Regions from separate parts of the Homo sapiens genome. Here region 2 is linked to region 1. Evidence: read pairs that join two places in POLR2A ChIA-PET (ENCODE). Cell type or tissue: CD4-positive, alpha-beta T cell. All regions are shown on one strand. Links, peaks and the distances in the headings refer to the core of each region. The heading gives the core; the rest is flanking DNA.

Region 1 (6,737 bases), core at 1,738-6,737:
TGAACTAGGGGTCACCCTTATGCAGTATAACCTCACCTTAACTTGATTCTGTCTGCAATGACTTTTATGGGGACACTACTCAACCCAGTGCATATACTCTATGACCTAGCAATTCCCCACCTAGTTATATACCTATTGAAATGAACATCTATGTTTAACAAAAGACACATACATCGGCTGGGCGCAGTGGCTCACGCCCATAATCCAAGCACTCAGGCCGAGGCGGGCAGATCTTGAGGTCAGGAGATAGAGACCATCCTGGCTAACACAGTGAAACCCCGTCTCTACTAAAAATACAAAAAATTAGCTGGGCATGGGGGTGGGCACCTGTAGTCCCAGCTACTCAGGGGGCTGAGGCAGGAGACTGGCGTGAACCCGGAAGGCGGAGCTTGCAGTGAGCTGAGATCACGCCACTGCACTCCAGCCTAGGTGACAGAGCGAGACTCCGTCTCAAAAAAAAAAAAAAAAAGAAGAAAAAGAAAGACGTATACATAATTGTTCACAGCAGCATTAGCCATAACAGCCCAAATGGGAAACCAACCAAATGTCAACAGTTGAAGGACACAATCAATGGTGACGTATTCATCCAGGGGAATACTATGCAGCAACATTGTTACATGCAGCCACTTGAATTAATCTGCCAATGTTGAGCAAAGAATCTAGACACAAAATAATACTTCCCTTCAGAGTGGAGGAGAAGGCTGAGTGCGGTGACTCACACCTGTAATCTCAGCACTTTGGGAGGCCAAGGTGGGTGGGTCACCTGAGGTTAGGAGTTCAAGACCAGCCTGACCAACATGGTGAAATCCCGTCTCTACTAAATACAAAAAATTAGCCGGGCGTGGTGGCACATGCCTGTAATCCCAGCTACTCGGGAGGCTGAGGCAGGAGAATTGCTTGAATCCGAAGGTTGCAGTGACCCGAGATGGCGCTATTGCACTCCAGCCTGGGCAACAAGAGCCAAACTCTGTCTCCAAAAAAAAAAAAAAAAAAAAGAGTGGAGGAGGGAAAAATATTATACTGAATAATTTCCTTTATTTAAAGCCTCAAAACAGCCAAAACAACACATCCCATCATTTTTAGGAATGCATGCTTAACTGGTCAAACTATAAAGACCAAAGTGATTAGCAAAAGAATCAAGTTCATGGTCACATTGGGAAGTGATAGTAAGGGTATGAGAGGGGCTTTCAGGGCAATGATATTCAAATTCTTGACCTGGGTGATGCCATGGAACTGTCTGCTTTGATAAGCATTACACTGTACATCTTTATTTTGTGGGTTTTTTTTTTTTTTTTTTTTTTTGAGACAGAGTTTCGCTCTGTCACCCAGGCTGGATGGAGTACAATGGCATGATCTCTGGTCACTGCAACCTCTGCCTCCTGGGTTCAAGCGATTCTCCTGCCTCAGCCTCCCGAGTAGCTGGGATTACAGGCGCATGCCACCATGCCCGGCTAATTATCTTGTATTTTTAATAGAGACGGGGTTTCACCATGTTGGCCAGGCTGGTCTCGAACTCCTGCCCTCAGGTGATCCGCCCGCCTTGGCCTCCCAAAGTGCTGGGATTACAGGCGTGAGCCAATGCGCCTGGCCTACTTCTTTTCTTTTTTGGGTTACGTTTCACCATAGAAGTGCTTTTTTTTTTTTTTTTTGAGACAGAGTCTTGCTCTGTCGCCCAGGCTGGAGTGCAGTGGCACGATCTCGGCTCACTGCAAGCCCCATCTCCCGGGTTCACGCCATTCTCCTGCCTCAGCCTCCCGAGTAGCTGGGACTACAGGCGCCCGCCACCACGCCTGGCTAATTTTTCATATTTTTAGTAGAGATGGGGTTTCACCGTGTTAGCCAGGATGGTCTTGATCTCCTGACCTCGTGATCCGCCCGCCTCGGCCTCCCAAAGTGCTGGGATTACAGGCATGAGCCAAAGTGCCCGGCCCTTTTTTTTTTTCTTTTTTTTGAGATGGAGTTTCGCTCTTGTTGCTCAGGCTGGAGTGCAATGGCACGATCTCGGCTCACTGCAACCTCCGCCTCCCAGGTTCAAGCAATTGTCCTGTCTCAGCCTCCTGAGTAGCTGGGACTACAGGTGCCCGCCACCACGCCCAGCTAATTTTTGTATTTTTAGTAGAGACGGGGTTTTGCCATGTTTGCTAGGCTGGTCTCAAACTCTTGACCTCAGGTTATCTGCCCGCCTCAGCCTCCCAGTGTTGGGATTACAGGCGTGAGCCACCACGCCCAGCCAGGATTTCAATGAACAAAATGCTTTTACCCTAAAGATGAAGTCCCCAGACAGAAGGTGCTCATTGGTGCTGTCAACATTTGGTGATTGGTTCAGTTTAGATATCACCTCCTGGTGGGAGCAGCTTCATCGGTGCCCCTCTCCTTACATCCCTCCCAGTCCCATGTCTCAACCTTTGGAATATTCATGACCCTGTATCATGACCTGCTGTCCTGCATGTCCTCTAGACCAAACTGTCAACTTCCGGGGCAGAGTCCAGGTGCCTGGCCCATAGCAGGTGCTTCAGGAAGCCTCCAGGGCCATCACTCCAGGGACCCCTAGCAATGCAGGGAAGAATAAAAGCAGCCACAGGTGGGTTTCTTCCCTAAGCATGGAAGCAGCTCAGCAACAGAGTCCTGGCGGAGGCAAGATTGCCTTCCGCATTCCAGAGGAAGTATTTGCCTTGAAACTATGTAACAAAAGTAACAGAAACATAATAGACATGCTTTCCTTTTTAAGTTTGCTGGATTCTCCTGGGATACAGTGAAGCTCCAGTGAAAACCTCTCTCCTCAGCTAGTTAAGGCCTGGAAATGGCCACTTGGGGGTTTCCCTAAGCACCCGAAACTCAGTGAGCCCCCAAGTGACCTCGTCTCCCAGTCCCCAACTCAGAGAGACCCAAAAGCTACAATCTTCTTTGACTGTATTGTCAGACCCACTTCCTCTCTCCAGCTCAACTGCCACTATCCTAGTCCTAGTCTGAATCACATGTGACAATCATGACTACAATCTTTTTTTTTTTTTTTTTTTGAGATGGACTCTCACTCTGTCGCCCAGGATGGAGTGCAGTGGCGCGATCTCGGCCCACTGCAACCTCCGCCTCGCGGGTTCAAGTGATTCTCCTGCCTCAGCCTCCCGTGTAACTGGGACTACAGGTGTGCACCACCATGCCCAGCTAATTTTTGTATTTTCAGTAGAGATGGGGTTTCACCATGTTGTGCAGGATGGTCTCGATCTCTTGACCTCATGATTCGCCCGCCTCGGGCTCCCAAAGTGCTGGGATTACAGGCGTGAGCCACAGCGCCCGGCCCGTTAGGGTGTCTTTGATGCCACGCTTCGCTCTGGGTTTTCTCCTTCCTCTTTGATTGCTCCTTGTCCGATCTCTTTTCTGGACCCTTCTCCTCCTGCCCAATGTAAGTGCTGGGTGTTCCCCTAGATGCTATCCTGAGCCCGCTTCACTCCTCGTTCTAAGGGATTACAGTCTCCTCTCACCTGTATCAGGGAGGGTCCATCTGCAGGAAAAAGACACCACTTTTGCAATTTTAAGGAAAAGGATTAAAACAGGGATTGGCCGGGTGCGGCGATGCGCGCCTGTAGTCCCACTTTTCCGGAGGCTGAGGCGGGAGGATCGCTTGAGCCCGGGGACTCGAGACCAGCCTGGCCAACATAGCTAGACCCCGTCTCTAAAGAAAAAAAAAAGACAAAAGAAGAGAACAACAACAAAAAAACCAAAATAAAAATAAAAATAAAAACGGACGGGCGAACGCGTCGGGTGGGCGTAGGGTTCCGCGAAGCCTCCCTGTCCCTCTTGTCTCGTCCTAGTCGGTCTAGCTGGGCCCCATCCCCTTTCCCACTCGGAGCGTGAGCGCCTGGAGACACGTACAGCCAACCAGTGAGAAGGAGTGGCCGCGAGTGGCATGCACTTGGTCCAATTACCTGCGGCCCTGCCGGTCGGCCCGCGCTGGGGCCAATGGAGGTGCGAGGCGGGGCTCGGGCGGGGGCAACGGTCACCTGATCTGCGGCTGTCGAGGCCGCTGAGGCAGTGGAGGCTGAGGCTATGATGGCGGCCATGGCGACGGCTCGAGTGCGGATGGGGCCGCGGTGCGCCCAGGCGCTCTGGCGCATGCCGTGGCTGCCGGTGTTTTTGTCGTTGGCGGCGGCGGCGGCGGCGGCAGCGGCGGAGCAGCAGGTCCCGCTGGTGCTGTGGTCGAGTGACCGGTGAGCGGGCCGGGGTGGGATGCGCTGTGGCGGCTGAGGCGCCCTCGCCCGACTCCGGCGCTGTCCTAGGCGAGGGGTGGTGAGGCCCGGAGGTGGACTGTTCCTTGCTCGGGGGCTCGCAGCGAATCTGCCGGCGACAGAGCTCCAGTCCACATGCGCCCCCGTCTGACAGCACCTCTTCTGTGCCCTGCCAGGGACTTGTGGGCTCCTGCGGCCGACACTCATGAAGGCCACATCACCAGCGACTTGCAGCTCTCTACCTACTTAGATCCCGCCCTGGAGCTGGGTCCCAGGAATGTGCTGCTGTTCCTGCAGGACAAGGTGCGCCCGCCCCAGCCCACTCTCCCCCGGTCATCGGGAGGCAGCCAGGCCCCCTCCCCCCATGACACTGACGCCCATTCCCCAAGGGAAGCTTCAGTGACCTTGTCCCAACTGTAGGGAGGTGTGGGTCGTCTCATGGGAAGGCCTGTAGTAAACGCTTCAGTGGGCATGGCGACAGCCTCGGAAATGGCACCAACTTGATTGGAGGAAGCGACGGACCAGAGGCCAGGTACCTACTGAGTACCAAGCACTTTGGATATCTGACTTAGTCCAATATGGTGGGTGGGGATTATCGTCCCTGTTTGTTTATAGATGAGAAGACTGAGGCTGGAGGTTAAGTGACTTGTCCAAGCTCATACAGCTAATGGGTGGCAGAGTTGTAATTCTAGCTGTGATGATCATAATAATGATAATTGGAAAATGCTCACCTGTTTAGTGCTTTGTAGGCACTTGCTACACTGATGTCATTATCTTGGTTTCACTGCCAAGGAAAGTAAGGTTTGTCGAGATACAATGTTTCACTACAGTTGATAGATACCACTTTGGTTCCAGCCTGAGTCTGCCAATCCTCCCTCCCAATTGGAGCTCATAACCCGCATGCTGTTTTCCTTCCCATCCAGGATCTTTGCCCCAAAAGCAGGCGTGGAGACCATGAGATGACTCTAAGATAGCAAGTCTCTGCTAGGCCCTCCCTTGTTGGTGGCCTGTATGGCTCATTGCCCTTGTAGTCTCCCTTGGTTGCTGTGTGGGCAGATGGTGGTGGCCTGAAGTCTTTTCAGGAGGTGGTAAATAATATAGTCAAATAGGAACTGAGTCCTAGTTCTACCATGTAACCAGCCATTGGAGGCATGAAATAATCTTTGTGAATGACAGTTTCTACATCTGTAAAATGAAGACACCACCTATATCAGAGGGCTGTGAGTGGGAAATCTTTTTTTTTTTTTTTTTTGAGACGGAGTCTCGCTCTGTTGCCCAGGCTGGAATGCAGTGGTGCAATGTCAGCTCAGCTCACTGCACCCTCCGCCTCCCGGGTTCAAGCAGTTCTCTGCCTCAGCCTCCCGAGTAGCTAGGATTACAGGGCGCCCGCCACTACACCCAGCTAATTTTTGTATTTTTTTGTATTTTTAGTAGAGATGGGGTTTCACCATGTTGGCCAGGCTGGTCTTGAACTCCTGACCTCGTGATCCACCCACCTCAGCCTCCCAAACTGCTGGGATTACAGGCGTGAGCCACCGCGCCCGGCCTGTGAGGGGGAATTCTTATAATCCACATAAAACATCTAGCCAGGATCCCCCAGTCTTAGGGCATTCACCCATTCATTCATTTGCCCAATATGGAAAGCCTACTATGTGCCAGGTATTGTGAAGTGTTGGGGATATGGCAGTGAGCAGAAGAACCCAAGCCCCCACCCTCAGGAAGCTGACATTCTTGTGAGGGTGGCCAGTAAATACTAAGTCGGTATAGGATATGATGTCAGTGTTACGGCCTTTAGGGAAGGAAGCAGGCTAAGGGGACAGAGTGACTGGGATGCTATTTTAGATAAGGGTGGTCAGGCCAGGCCTCATTGAGGAGGTGATATATGAGCAGCGATCTTAATGGAGGGAGGGAGCCGTTTGGGGAAGGACATTCCTGGAACAGCAAATGCGAGGGTCCTGGGCGAGGTGTGCTCTTGGCCAGCTCAAGGAAGAGCTGGTGTGGCTGGAGCACAGTGAGTGAGAGAAAGGGGTAGGAGATGTAGGAGATGGTTTGCAGGTGGCTAGGCGATGAAGTAGGACCTTGTAGGCCATGAGGGGGAAGGTCAGTTGCAGTTCGAAATGTGTGAGAAAGCCTTGGGTAACGTGGAGCAGGGAGTGGTGTGATTTCTCAATTAAAGAAAGCCCACAGGACCCACCAGCAGTTCCTGGGCTTTCCGACTGAGAACCCCGGTGGCCAAACAGCAGCAAGGTCCTGCCCACAAGGGAGGGGAGGCTGGGCGAGTGTGTATACCAAACAGGTTAGGGAAGCTGATTAAAATCTCCTCAGGGCCTAACTGGGAAGGGCCAGAGGAAGCTGGGGATGGGAGTGGAGGGTAGGAGCAAAAGGACAAAGGACATCTGTAGGTTGTGGAGAAAAAGGGATGGGGTCGGGGCCACTGTGGTCCTAAGAGCTCAAAAGACTTCAATGCTCGATGCTTCCTCCAGCATGTTCTGAGATCCTCACCTCTCCCCTTCC
Region 2 (8,028 bases), core at 1,881-6,880, 350 kb before region 1:
CAAAAAATATTTTAAAAATTAGCCAGGCGTCGTGACATGTGCCTGTAGTCTTAGCTATCTTGGAGGCTGAGGTAGGTGGAATACTTGAAACTGGAGGTGGAGGCTGTAGTGAGCTGTGACATCACTGCACTCCAGCCTGAGCAACAGAGCAAGAGCCTGTCTCAAAACAAAAACAAAAACAAAAAAGAAAATGCAAGTTAAGTTATTTTCATTTTAGGGAAAAGTGAAGATATACGTCTATTTTTATGGACATGGATATTTACAACATTTTGTTGAGGAAAGGTAGCAAGTTACAAAAGTACATATATGATCTCATTCATCTAAAACAACATGTGGGCCAGGCACAGAGGTGCACACTTGTAATCCCGGCACTTTGGGAGGCCGAGGCGGAAGGATCGTTTGAGCAAAGGAGTTTGAGACCAGTCTGGGCAACATGGTGAAACTCCGTCTCTACAAAAAAAATACAAAAATTAGCTGGGCATGGTAGCGGACACCTGTAGTCCCACCTACTTGGGAGGCTGATTGGGAGGATCACTTGCACCCAAGAGGTCGAAGCTGTAGTGAGCTGTGATTGCACCACTGTGCTCCAGCTTGGGCGACAGACCTTGTCTCAAAACAACAACAACATGTGTACGTGCTTACAGGCAAATAAGAAAGACTCTAGAAGGATGTTTAAAATGCCAACAGCAGGCCCAGCGTGGTGGCTCATGCCTGTAATCCTAGCACTTTGGGAGGCCGAGGTGGGCAGATCACAAGGTCAAGAGATGAAGACCATCCTGGCCAACATGGCGAAACCCTATCTCTACTAAAAATACAAAAATTAGCTGGGCATGGTGGCGCGCACCTGTAGTCCCAGCTAGTCAGGAGGCTGAGGCGGGAGAATCGCTTGAACCAGGGAGGCAGAGGTTGCAGTGAGCTGAGATCGCACCACTGCACTCCAGCCTGGCGACAGTGTGACTCTGTCTCAAAATAAATAAATAAATAAATAAATAAGTAAGTAATAAAATAAAATGCCAACAGCAAAAGTAACTTTTAGGCTATTATGCACCAACAAATTTATGTGATATCGAGAAGTGTTAAACAGTTTTAGTTGCATTACACTTTGCATAATATACACAAAACACTAAACATGTTAATAAATGTTTGATATAATAAGATGACCTAAGTTTAAGTGTAATTTTGACTCCTTTTACTGTACCTGTGTTTTCCCCCACTAACTGACTAGTCAAGTGCTGACTGGTTTTTAAGAGATGGGGTCTTGCTCTGTTGCCCAGGCTGGCCTCAAACTCCTGGGCTCAAGTGATTTTCCCACCTCAGCCTCCCAAGTAGGTGGAACTACAGGTGTGCATCACCATACCCGGCTTAACGTCTGTTTTTATATTTGTAGCCACATGGTACAAAGTACAGAACAGGTGTTCTTAACCTTTTTCTGCCATGGACCCTTTTGGCCTTCTGGACCCCTCCTCAGAAGAATGTTTTGAAATGTGTAAAATGCACAGAAATTAACAACATATTTCAAGAGTTCGTTCTCAAATAATATGTGCTTCTTCAGTAAATCATTAAATAACCAGATCTAGAGATGGGTCTAATAATTACCTTAAGTTTGAAGCAGTGATGGACATATATATTTCAAAATATCTGTAACAACTATAATATGATATGAAAGTATCTTTGATCTCTACTGGTGACAGTCACTGCTATTCTAATACTACCATGATCTGTTGCTTACAATTGTCATTGAAGAAAATGTGGATTTTTTTTTTTTTTTTTGAGACAGAGTCTCGCTCTGTCGCCCAGGCTGGAGTGCAATGGTGTGATCTTGGCTCACTGCAACCTCTACCTTCCGGGTTCAAGTGATTCTCCTGCCTCAGCCTCCGGAGTAGCTGGGATTACAGGCGCCCACCACCATGCCCGGCTGATTTTTGTATTTTTAGTAGAGACAGGATTTCACCATGTTGGTCAGGCTGGTCTCAAACTCCTGACCTCAGGTGATCTGCCTGCCTCAGCCTCTCAAAGTGCTGGGATTACAGGCATGAGCCACCACACCCGGCTGGATTTTTTTTTTTTTTAAAAGACAGGGTCTTGCTATGTTGCCCAGGCTGGTCTCAAACTCCTGGGCTCAAGTGATCTGCCCTCCACGGGCTTCCAAAGCACTGGGATTACAGGCACGAGCCACCATGCCCAGCTAAAAATCTGGGTTTTCAGAGACATTAGTGAAAATAAAGAGTGAATGTTTTTCCCATCCAAGGTCACAGACCCGGCTGAATTCTCAACCAAAGTTGGAGGCCTTGGTCTAGAAAGATACATACCAAATATTAACAGCAGTTTTTTTTTTTTTTGGATAGTGGAATCGCCAGAGTGATTCTATTTTGTTTTATGATATTTTTGTAGAGATAGGGTCTCAATATGTTGCTCAGGCTGGTCTTGAACTCCTGGGCTCAAAAGATCCTCCCACCTTGGCCTCCCAAAGTGCTGGGATTACAGGCGTGAGCCATGGCATGCCTGGCCTAATTTTTTATCTTTGTACCTATACGCATTTTCAAAGTTTTGTACAATGATGTTTTACAATTAAAATTTATAAGAGCTTAATAAATACTATGTATTTGTTTGTCTTAAACAACCTGGAAGGATGACTAGGAAATTTTATACAACTGACTACAGATGTTCAACCTTCTATAACTACTTAAGTGTTATGATGACTCTAATCATTCCCATGTTCTTACAAGCCAAGAAAAAAACTCACTAGAATTATTTATTCTGGAGTTAAAAAGAACAAAAAAACAAACTGTCACAACTGCAGACATTTGTCTATTTTTTTGCCAAGTGTAATTCCAAAAACAGCTGAAAATATTAGAACAAATTAGTACTTAATATGGACTAATACCTTCTGCTGTTTACAAAAACACAAAACCCGGAAGTACACAGAAACTTGTATTTTAAAAATAAGTTATTGTGTGTAGAAAGACTTAAAATACAACTTATCTAAGTAATGCCAAAACTTACATACCACCAGACAAAGTGCTTTAATGCTTTATTTTTATTTTTTTGAGACAGAGTCTCGCTCTGTCACCTAGGCTAGAGTGCAGTGGCTCGATCTCTGCTCACTGCAACCTCCACCTCCTGGGTTCAAGCAATTCTCCTGCCTCAGCCTCCCGAGTAGCTGGGATTACAGGCGCCCGCCACCATGCCCGGCTAATTTTTGTATTTTTAGTGGAGATGGGGTTTCACTATATTGGCTAGGCTGGTCTTGAACTCCTGACCTCAAGTGATCTACCCGCCTCGGCCTTCTAAAGTGCTAGGAATATAGGCGTGAGCCACCACACCCGGCCGAAAATGCTTTAATGTTTTAAAAAATGAGTCATACATAGAAAGTAAGCACATGCTTGAAAGTGCTCATGTTCAAGTTTTAGCAGCAATGTGGAATGTTGCAAAAGAGACAGGGACACAGGGAAATGTGCATATCTCAGAAGCCTACTTTGCTTTCTTTCAAATCTAAAAATAAAACCTTTGGACTGCCCTATTAATAAGTCTAGAAAATGGATGCTTTTTTTGTGGAAAGCTTTCGCAAACATGGAAATAAAAATATCTTCTTCTCGGTTAACAGGACTAAAGGATGTAAACATAAACCAGATGCCAATCCTTGTTTCTCTACAATCCCCTTCTCCCTCATGGCTCTGGACAGGCTTCTATTGTAAAACTATTTCTATGGCACAAGGAGACATATCAAATGAATGAACATTGGTCTGCACGGAGCAGTACAGACCAGGTTCAAAAGTCAAATGTTGAGTGAAAAGAGTAAGTTGTAGGATGTTCCACATAGTAGGATATCATCCAGTAAATTTGCAAAACACTTTATTCCATGTTGTCATGTGTAATACAACAAAAACCTTGCATGGGGAGTATCTCGGTGACCTTTAGGGAGCAGGCTACCTTGGGGAAGCAGGGCAGACAAAGAGTGCAACCACAGGGCTGGGAATTCAGCTGAATCTGTCCTATTTGAGTTCCATAGTAAGAGGGCTGACAGGAATACGACCAACTGATAACATTTCCTAAGTCTGGGTGAAAAGTACCCAAACAGCTACTACTTGAGCTGAGCGTAGAAGCCAGGAAGGAAGAGGGCGGGGGAAGACAGGACCTTAGAATGACGCCAGGAAGAATGGTGGAAGAGCTGACAGCATGGAGGAAGAGCTGGGAACAGCGCTTAGGGCCCACCTCCTGAGCCCAGGCTTGGGGAGTTACAGCAGTGCTGTCCACAGGGGCTCATCAGAGTGGACCTGGTACTTGACAAGACAGGAGTCAGCTTGCTCACACACTGCTTCCTTTACCATCAAAGTCTTATGTAAAAATAAAAAATAAAAAATCAGTAGAACTAAGCAGCGTACTTTGTACCACAGCTGACTCCCATTCCATGTAAGCTCCTGACCTTCTCACAGCCCAGCACTTTCGTGCATTAGACAATGAACTGTGCTGGAGAAGATGATGCCTGTTCCCATGAGTCTCCCAGGTCTCCTGGGACAGAAGTGAAGGGAAAGAAGGGTCCATGAAGAGACCTGGAGTGGAGTGGGAGCCCCAGGGGCCCAGTGGATAGGGTGGGGTGGAAAAGGACAGCATAGATGGGCAGAGCACCTCACGCTGCCTTCTGGGGCCCAGGGAACATCTAAGAGTGTGACGGGGCCTGGAAAGAAAGCCGAGCCTGGCCGGGCGTGGGGGCTCTCACCTGTAATCCCAGCACTCTGGGAGGCCGAGACGGGTAGATCACCTAAGGTCAGGAGTTTGAGGCCAACATGGTGAAACTCCGTCTCTACTAAAAATACAAAAATTAACCGGGCATGGTGGCGGGTGCCTGTAATCCTAGCTGCTTGGGAGGCTAAGGCAGAAGAATTGCTTGAACCCTGGAAGTGGGGGTTGCAGTGAGCCGAGATCATGCCATTGCACTCCAGCCTGGGTGACAGAGAAAGACGTCTCAAAAAAAAAAAAAAAAAAAAAGAAAGAAAAAAGAAAAAAAGAAAAATGCTCCTCTCCACATGTCCTGGCTGGTTGTTCATGCCTCGTCTTCACACAGTGGACTCTCTGAATGGGCCTGAGAGATTCTCTCCTGTCAGAGCCTCTACACATGCTGGTCCTTCCAAAAGACTCATGCATCTCTCCCCACTGATGCTTTGTCCTTGACCTAGCTAATGTTTCCTTGCTGTTCAGGTCTTAGATGCCATTTTTCAAAGAAGTCTCCTCCCTGACCTACCTCCCAATTCTTGGTAGGATCTCCTCTGATTTTTATGTGCTCCCTTAGTGGCTGGAACTTCTCTCCATCACAGAAGTTAGCCTCTTGTAAAGTCATAGCCCATTTGCCTGTCTGTACCTCCCATTAGACCAGAAGACTGCTGAGGGTAGGATAGTTTCCAGCAGCTAGCACAGTAACTGACACATAATAAATGCTCAATTAGTACAGCTTAAAAAAGTACTGCTATATAAAGAGTTCAACAGTCACAGAACAACAAAGCAACCACAGCCTGTTCCTGAATACTTCTAGGACACCTCTTATGCATATTACAGCATGAGGAGGCAGAAGGTCCAGCAGCAGAGGGAGATTCTCCAACCCCGAGTACCAAGGAACTACCACAACCTAGAATGGTCCCAAAATAAAAATGCTCCACTTTCTTCAAGGTTCACAAACAAGAACTGGGCAAGTTCCCCTTGTCGAGTAAAAAGGTCCTTCCCTCACATGCCCTACTCAGATGAGGTCACTTTTGATGAAATGGAAGTTTCCAAAGTTTTGCTTTCTAGTGCTAACTGCTAAAAACTTCTTCCTAGCCTAACAGCTCTGTGATCTCTACAAACAGTATTGCAGTGATAAATTCGTATGCTTATCTACTTACACGCAACTTTTTCTCTAATGGTCTGCAAATAAAAGGCTACTCTTGTCGGGCTCCATGGCTCATGGTTGTAATCTCGGCACTTTGGGAGGCCAAGGCAGGAGGATTACTCAAGCCCAAGGAGTTCAAGACCAGCCTGGGCAACACAGTGAAACCCCGTGTCTACCAAAAATAAAAATAAAAATAAAAATAAAAAATTTAGCCAGGCATGGCGGCACATCCCTGTAGTCCCAGCTACAAGAGAGCCTGAGGTGGGAGGATCACATCAGCCCCGGAGTTCAAGGCTGCAGTAAGCTATGATCATGCTGTTGCACTCCAGTCTGGGTGATGGAGTGGGATCCTGTCTCTAAAAAAACATTAAAAAAAATAAGTAAAAAATTTAAAAACTGGTTAAATAAATTGTGGTACATCCATAACAGACTATTTAAACCCAACCCTTAAAAGGAATGATACGGCTCTGTATGAACCGATTCTAAATAATCTACAGGATACATTAAAATAAACAAATGTGCACAATATTTTATAGTATGTGTAAAAACACAACGCCCACATACCCTTGTGTATTTATACACACATGTAAAATATATACACAAACCTAAACACACAAAAATATGTCCAATAGAGACAAAGAGTAGAATAGTAGTTGCCAGAGGGTGGGGTGGGGGAAAGGGGAGAAGTGGGAGTTAGTGTTTAATAGGTATGAAATTTCAGTTTTGCAAGACGAAAGGTTGTAGAGATGGATGGTAGTAATGGCTGTACAACAATGTGAATGTACTCAGTGCCACTGAACTGTACAGTTAAGATGATTAAAACTGTAAATTGTTATATATATCGATATATATTTTTTGAGACGGAGTCTCGGTCTGTCGCCCAGGCTGGAGTGCAGTGACGCGATCTCGGCTCACTGCAAGCTCCGCCTCCTGGGTTCACGCCATTCTCCTGCCTCAGGCTCTCAGAGTAGCTGGGACTACAGGCGCCCGCCACCATGCCCGGCTAATTTTTTGTATTTTTAGTAAAGACGAGGTTTCACCGTGCTCGCCAGGATGGTCTCGATCTCCTGACCTCGTGATCAGCCTGCCTCGGCCTCCCAAAGTGCTGGGATTACAGGCGTGAGCCACCACGCCCAGCCTGTTATATATATTTTATAATAAAAATTTAACACACGGGTACACACACGCTTTTTTTTTTGAGATGGAGTCTCATTCTGTTGCCAGGCTGGAGTGCAGCGGCGTGATCTCAGTTCACTGCAACCTCTGCCTCCCAGGTTCAAGCGATTCTCCTGCCTCAGCCTCCCGAGTAGCTGGGACTACAGGTGCCCGCCACCATGCCCGGCTAATTTTTTGTATTTTTAGTAGAGATGGGGTTTTACCATGTTGGCCAAGATGGTCTCGATCTCTTGACCTCATGATCCACCCACCTCCACCTCCCAAAGTGCTAGGATTACAGGCGTGAGCCACCGTGCCCGGCCACAATTTTTTTTTTTTTTTAAAGAAACAGGTAATAGTGGCTGCCTCCAGGGAAAGAAATGAATGTTTGGGGCAGGGTAGCAGAGATACTTTACAATATAACTCTTTTTTTTTTTTTTTTGAGACGGAGTTCCGCTCTTGTCGTCCAGGCTGGAGTGCAACGGCATGATCTTGGCTCACTGCAACCTCTGCCTCCCAGGTTCAGGCGATTCTCCTGCCTCAGCTTCCCAAGTAGCTGGGACTACAGGCACGCACCACCACGCTTGGCTAATTTTTGTATTTTTAGTGGAGACGGAGTTTCACCATGTTGGCCAGGCTAGTCTCGAATTCCTGACCTCAAGTGATCAAGCTGCCTCAGCCTCCCAAACTGCTGGGATTACAGGCATGAGCCACCATGCCCAGCCCCATATAACTTTTTTCTATTATTATTTTTCTGAGATGGAGTCTCACTCTGTCGCCCAGGCTGGAGTGCAATGGCACGATCTTGGCTCACTGCAACCTCTGCCTCCTGGGTTCAAACGATTCTTCTGCCTCAGCCTCCCGAGTAGCTGGATTACAGGTGCATACCACCAAGCCCAGCTAATTTTTGTATTTTTAGTAGAAATGATGTTTCGTCATGTTGGCTAGGCTGGTCTCGAACTCCTGACCTCAGGTGATCCACCCACCTCGGCCTCCCAAAGTACTGGGATTGC

Evidence for each region. Peaks named below come from ENCODE experiments on the same cell type or tissue, not always from the same donor. Only the 100,000 strongest peaks of a DNase experiment are listed, where the experiment ranks them.
Region 2: POLR2A ChIA-PET joins it to region 1 with 11 read pairs; 3 of 35 experiments call an interaction of 5 or more read pairs at or near these places.

What each region holds. Positions count from the first base shown.
Region 1 is chrX:154,424,649-154,431,385 of GRCh38, forward strand. It overlaps ATP6AP1 (ATPase H+ transporting accessory protein 1), which reads left to right and starts at 4,029. Exons shown (of 10, transcript NM_001183.6): 1 at 4,029-4,205; 2 at 4,400-4,526. The coding sequence starts at 4,045. ATP6AP1-DT (ATP6AP1 divergent transcript) reads right to left here and starts at 3,831. Exons shown (of 2, transcript NR_103768.1): 1 at 3,480-3,831. RefSeq lists an enhancer at 3,745-4,246 and a silencer at 3,822-3,931. In CD4-positive, alpha-beta T cell, for the core only: no CTCF peak of the experiment used is centred there; DNase peaks (open chromatin) are centred at 3,963, 4,353 and 6,433; H3K4me3 peaks cover 1,939 bases; H3K27ac peaks cover 593 bases.
Region 2 is chrX:154,079,223-154,087,250 of GRCh38, forward strand. The region is part of intron 1 of MECP2 (methyl-CpG binding protein 2); the gene reads right to left. Among named protein-coding and RNA genes, the nearest start is that of MECP2, 14 kb to the right of the region's middle. In CD4-positive, alpha-beta T cell, for the core only: no CTCF peak of the experiment used is centred there; no DNase peak of the experiment used is centred there; H3K27ac peaks cover 408 bases.